Regions from separate parts of the Homo sapiens genome. Here region 1 is linked to region 2. The links are chromatin contacts, found by Hi-C or POLR2A ChIA-PET in ENCODE. All regions are on one chromosome and are shown on one strand. Each heading gives the region's core, a stretch centred on a gene start or an enhancer-like site at or near the end of the contact. The rest is flanking DNA. Distances are from core to core; before and after follow the strand shown.

Evidence for each region. A loop is a pair of places that touch in the nucleus more often than their neighbours do. ChIA-PET counts read pairs that join two places held with the same protein, here RNA polymerase II (POLR2A). Pooled maps may share reads with other maps.
Region 1: a loop to region 2 is called in a map of K562, with 3 times the contacts of the local background. The contact joins two enhancer-like sites. A Hi-C loop is called at or near these places in 18 of 168 maps with a recorded cell type or tissue (CD4-positive, alpha-beta T cell, Caco-2, Calu3 and 15 more) and 22 of 50 pooled maps. POLR2A ChIA-PET finds 5 or more read pairs at or near these places in 9 of 52 experiments (HEK293, MCF 10A, OCI-LY7 and 6 more).

What each region holds. Positions count from the first base shown.
Region 1 is chr10:119,685,451-119,688,150 of GRCh38, reverse strand. No RefSeq gene overlaps it. Among named protein-coding and RNA genes, the nearest start is that of BAG3, 35 kb to the right of the region's middle. RefSeq lists enhancers at 1-578, 579-1,515. Within about 2 kb of position 1,415, at least 15 of the 41 ENCODE cell types and tissues checked have a DNase peak (open chromatin) inside an H3K27ac peak, as active enhancers do.
Region 2 is chr10:119,617,486-119,620,185 of GRCh38, reverse strand. No RefSeq gene overlaps it. Among named protein-coding and RNA genes, the nearest start is that of TIAL1, 22 kb to the right of the region's middle. Within about 2 kb of position 1,450, at least 5 of the 41 ENCODE cell types and tissues checked have a DNase peak (open chromatin) inside an H3K27ac peak, as active enhancers do.

The DNA.
Region 1 (2,700 bases), core at 166-2,665, 68 kb before region 2:
GTTTACAAATGCCATAACAACATCAGGAAGTTACCCTATATGGTCTCAAAAGGGGAGGCATGAATAATCCACCCTTTGTTTAGCATATCATCAAGAGATAACCATAAAAATGGGCAACCGGCAGCCCTCGGGGCTGCTGTGCCTATGGGGTAGCCATTCTTTTATTCCTTTACTTTCCTGATAAACTTGCTTTCACTTTACTCTATGGACTCACCCTGAATTCCTTCTTGCTCCAGATCCAAGAACCTTCTCTTGTGGTCTGGATCAAGACCCCTTTCCTGTAACACAGTCAAACGGTAAGCCAATGGGAAGCTGGGTTTCAGTCTTTGTGAGAGTTTCTCTATTTTCATTCCTGTTCCTTCCAAAGGGTGAGGCCCTTTGGAAGTTGAAAGCTGGCGGCGACTACTTGAGCTCTTCCTTCCTTAGCATGAGACTGCTGGGAGCTTCTCTGCCTCATGAAATAGGCAAATGCCTCAAAATTCAAAGCTCTGCTAACCCTTCTCTCCAGGACCTTGACCCTCAAATCCTCACCCCCTTGGCGGCTCACCTTCAGATAGGTCTTGTTTGTTTTGCCAGCTTTTCTAGCTGCTCCGGATAGGAGGACTGATCTGCCAATCTGCCTTTAGGGGAAACAGCAAGAGATTGCCTCTCAGTCTTTTCTTGAAGCTTTCAAATGCAGGCTTTAGGCCTATTGTGATGCTAATGGATCTCCTCTGCCCTTACTTTGCCCATTCTGCATGGAGGGGGCAGCTCTAGTCCCCCAAGCATGAAAGAAGTTGGGTACTCCCGGTTCTGATCATTACTGCCACCAGGAAGAGCTACGGGGTGAGAGGGGGGATGGATTTCTCCCTAGTTATGTAAGAAACAAGCAGGTCTCACCCTTCATTTTTCCTTTCTCATACAAGGTGAAATACTGCAGTCTCATACGAGGAAGCATGTTTTTCCTGTTAACATTATTTCGATCCTGGTCCTTAGGGAAAAATAAGCCCGGCATTAAAGTGCGGGGAGCACTCACCTTCCCCCACCCCACAGTCTGGCTTATAGTGCTAGAACACCAACCAAGTGGTGACTGGGCCGGACCACAAATGGATGCGGATGCGGTCAGCTCCCGTTATGAGGATAGAATTCTAATCAGATTGTGGATCCGATTACTTCTGACTCATAAATCTCCCTGACTTTAGAAAACAGGGATATCTTATTTATTGGAGGAATGACAGTGTGAACAGAGGCGTGGCTGCGTTCTCACCAGCTGAGATAAACGCCGACCAGACCAGCACAGACATCCTGTGCTCGTTTCCTTTACTTGGTTTTTCAAATAAAGCCTTTGTGTGTCACTGGTATTGTGAGGAATACGAAATAATGAAAGAAGTGATTCTTCAGGTGAGTCATTCTATTATAAAATGGAGCCCACCGTCAGGAACTGCTCCCTGAGAGAGCAGGACAGGATTTCCCTGCGCGGGGAGTGAAAGCAGAAGGCGCAGTCACGACGCGCCCCCTACTGGTCAGCGAGGAGAAATCCCTCACCTCAGGTTTCAATTAGTGCGGGTGAGTCCTGAATTAGGAACCTCAGACCTGAGGCCTGGTGTGGTGGCTCACACCTGTAGCCCCAGCACTTTGGGAGGCCGAGGCAGGTGGATCACTTGAGGCCAGGAGTTTGAGACCAGCCTGGCCAATATGGTGAAACCCCGTCTCAGGTAAAATAACAAAAATCAGCTTGACGTCGTGGCACACACCTGTATACCAGCTACTCAGGAGGCTGAGGCAGGAGAATCGCTTGAACCCGGGAGGCGGAGGTGCAGTGAGCCGAGATGGCGCCATGGCACTCCAAAGAATCACAGAACTGGCCAGGCACGGTGGCTCACGCCTGTAATCCCAGCACTTTGGGAGGCCGAGGTGGGAGGATCACCTGAGGTCAGGAGTTCGAGGCCGGCCTGGCCAAAATGGCGAAACCCCCCTCTCTACCGAAAAATGCGAAAAGTAGCCGGGCATGGTGGTGCCCAACTACTGGGGAAGCTGAGGCAAGAGAATTGCTTGAGCCAGGGAGGCCAACGGAGGTTGCAGTGAGCTTAAGTCGTGCCACTGCACTCCAGACTGGGTGACAGAGAGGAACCTTGTCTCAAAAAAAAAAAAAAAAAAAAAAAAGAAAGAAATATTACTGAGAATCACAGAACTGAAGTGGAATTCCATGAATCCAATGGAATTACATTAAATTCCATGAGTAGGAATCCAATTCCATGAATGAAATTTCATGAATCCAATGGGATTCATGGAATTGCTGACACACAGTGAGATACTAAGGAGGCTAGGAGGCTAAGATGAAGAGCCCCTGTCTCAGGACTCCAGGGCCTAATTTAACAGCCACAATCTGCCAAGGTCAGAGGTAGCCTTAACGTGTACTGTACTCATAAATCAATCTCCCTGGAGATTTCAAACCTTCAAATTGCTTTGGTAAAGCCTTAACTCCTTTCAACCTGAGGAAGTCGATTGAAGAAAAAAGCCTTAGCTCTAAAGAAAGATTTTGAGTTTCTCATTCCAGTGGACCACAAAAAAATAAAAAAGAAAGAAAGAAAAATCGCATTTGTGCAAAATCAACCATTTACATTTTATACTAATCAGTAAGTTATTCTTGGGCCTCGTGCTTGTTTGTAAACACATGCCTTCTCTCTTTCATTCTAACTGGAAACTTTATCCTTAAATCTG
Region 2 (2,700 bases), core at 201-2,700:
CAGGCAGGGTGCGGTAGCTCCCGCCTGTAATCCCAGCACTTTGGGAAGCCAAGGCGGGTGGATCACCTGAGGTCAGGAGTTCAAGACCAGCCTGGCCAACATGGTGAAACCTCATCTCTACTAAAATACAAAAATTAGCCGGGCATGGTGGTGGGCACCTGTAATCCCAGCTACTCTGGAGGCTGAGGCAGGAGAATTGCTTGAACCCGGGAGGTGGAGGTTGCAGTAAGCCAAGATTGCGCCACTGCACTGCAGCCTGGGTAACAGAGCGAGACTCCATCTCACAAAAAAAAAAACAAAAAGTCTCAGAGAGCTCTGGGCAGGCAGGTTACTGGTCGCCTATTTAGTTACTGAAGCTGTTGTGTTTTGCTTTCTTGAGGAGTTTGAGCACTGCATGGAAGAAAGGTTTATTAGGGACAAATGGGCCCCACTGCCCTGCTGCCTGGGAGCACTTGCCAGAGGATCTTGGGTCTTCACTACACAGGACAGGAGTGACCACCCGCCAGCTGGGCTGGTTGTAGTGCCGGCACGTGGTAGGGTTAAAAAATCGTTTAAAGTTATAAAAGTGTTTGCAAAGCATATGGGAGCCCTGCTACTTTGGGCAAGCCTCTCTTTGAATCTTGGTTTCTTCAACTGTAAATGGGATTAGTAGTAGTGGTATCCACCTCAAAGAGTTATTGGATCAAACGATATAAAAAATGTGAAGTGCTTAGTACAATGCTTGGCAAAGAAGCCAGGGCTCAGTAAATGTGCAGGCCCTTCCTCTCATTGTCATTTGGCTTCATGCACGCTTACATATGGCCTTCAGAAGAGAACAGATTCAGATCTCTGTTCCTTAGCCCCAAGCATGCACCTGTCAGCATTCAGGCCCATGGTTATTTGGCCAGCCTTGTAATGATACTAAAGACTGACTATTCAGAATGTTTCTTCTGAACTTTCAAAATCAATGACAGTTGCACACTATCTCCTTTCAGGCAAAGGTCCCTCCAGCAGACCCTCTCCCCACCTTGTTTTGAAAAAAGCATTATTTAAGGGAAATATAACTGAGCCTGGCTGGCTGTACTACCTTATTTTTCTATTTCCCTCCAAAGTGAATGCCAGACATTTCTAGGCCAAAGACAGGATTAACATTTCTCAGCCTAGTAAACACACCCATCTGGATTCAACCCGGGGAGCACCAGCACTGCAACCGTTTCCTGTAATCGGCTTGAACGATCCAGGCTGTAAGCTTGAAAATGAAATTCTGGAAACGATATTTCCATCCTGGAAGCTGTTTCAATTACAGCTTCTTGCAGATGAACCTCAGATAAGCGGCAAACTTACAAGCCCTGGCACGGATGTAATGAGTCTGCACGATGGGAACCTGGCCATGCTACAAGGAAGAGGCTGCCTGTAGGCTGAGAATATAATCGCTGGACAGAGCCACAAACCTGTGCTGAGCACCTGCAGCGCGGCAGACATCCGGTGAGACTCTGAGAACCACAGGGAGCTGAACGTGGGCCCCATCCTCAGAGACTTTTGGTTCAGTGGAGGAGATGTATTACCAGGCCATTTTATGTAATAGGCTGAGATGGTGCTCAACCCTGGTGCTGTGAAAACATTAGCCCAGCTTGGGATTGAGGAAGTGATCCCCGAGCTGAATCTCCATAATTAAGCAACAGTCAGCTGTGTGAAGTAAGGTGGAAAGGATATTCGAAGCAAGGGTAAGAGCAAGCAGAGACCCAAAGATATGGAACAGGAGTGTGTGTGTGTGTGTGTGTGTGTGTGTGTGTGTGTGTATGTTTGTCCGTGCATGTGTATCTGAGTCTAGCCAGCCCAGTATTCAAGTACAGGAAAGGGAGTGCCCTGGGAGTAACTGGGTGTACGTTTGCCCTTCACCATCATTTTTAGCATCAGAAAGTCCTTCAGAAACTGCCCCAAAATCTTGGGTTCAAGACACCAGACTTCTAGGGTGTGGGATTCAGGCCCAGTGAGTCTCCCCGAGGTTTGCAGAGGCCAAGCCTTTACATTTCTAATCTTTAGTTTACAGTGGGGCCTCGGTATTACTAATAGAATTAGGGTTCAGTAGGTGTCCAAACAGCCAGTTCATGGAAGCTGAGGAACCTGAGCCCAGAGGGAAACTTCAGGACACACAGCAATCAATCCTGGAACGTCTCTGAGTTTCAGGGCAGTTTTGGAGGTCATTAGGGAGGTAGCAGCGGGCTGATTTGATAACAGGTGCCACCTTGCTGACTCTTCTTCCAGTGTGAAAATGACTTGGGAGCACAACAGAGGCTCCTTTTGAAGGCTGGTCCATGAAGCAGATGCCTCTATTTGTTCTTTTTTCTTTTTCAGAGACAGGTTCTTGCTCTGTCACCCAGGCTGGAGTGCAGTGGTGTGATCGCAGCTCAGTGAAGCCTTGAACTCCACAGCTCACACGATCTTTCTGCCTCAGCCTCCTGAGTAGCTGGGACTACAGACATGCACCACCACACTCAGCTGATTTCTTATTTAAGAAAAATTTTTTAGAGACAAGTCTTGCTCTCTTGCCCAGGCTGCTCTTGAACTCTCACCCTCAAGCGATTCTCCCACCTCAGCTTCCTGAGTAGCTGGGATTACAAATGCAAGCCACCACGCCCAACGTTGTTCATTTTTTATATGTTTCACAGTGTATTAGTCCGTTTTTATGCTACTGATAAAAACATACCCAAGACTGGGAAG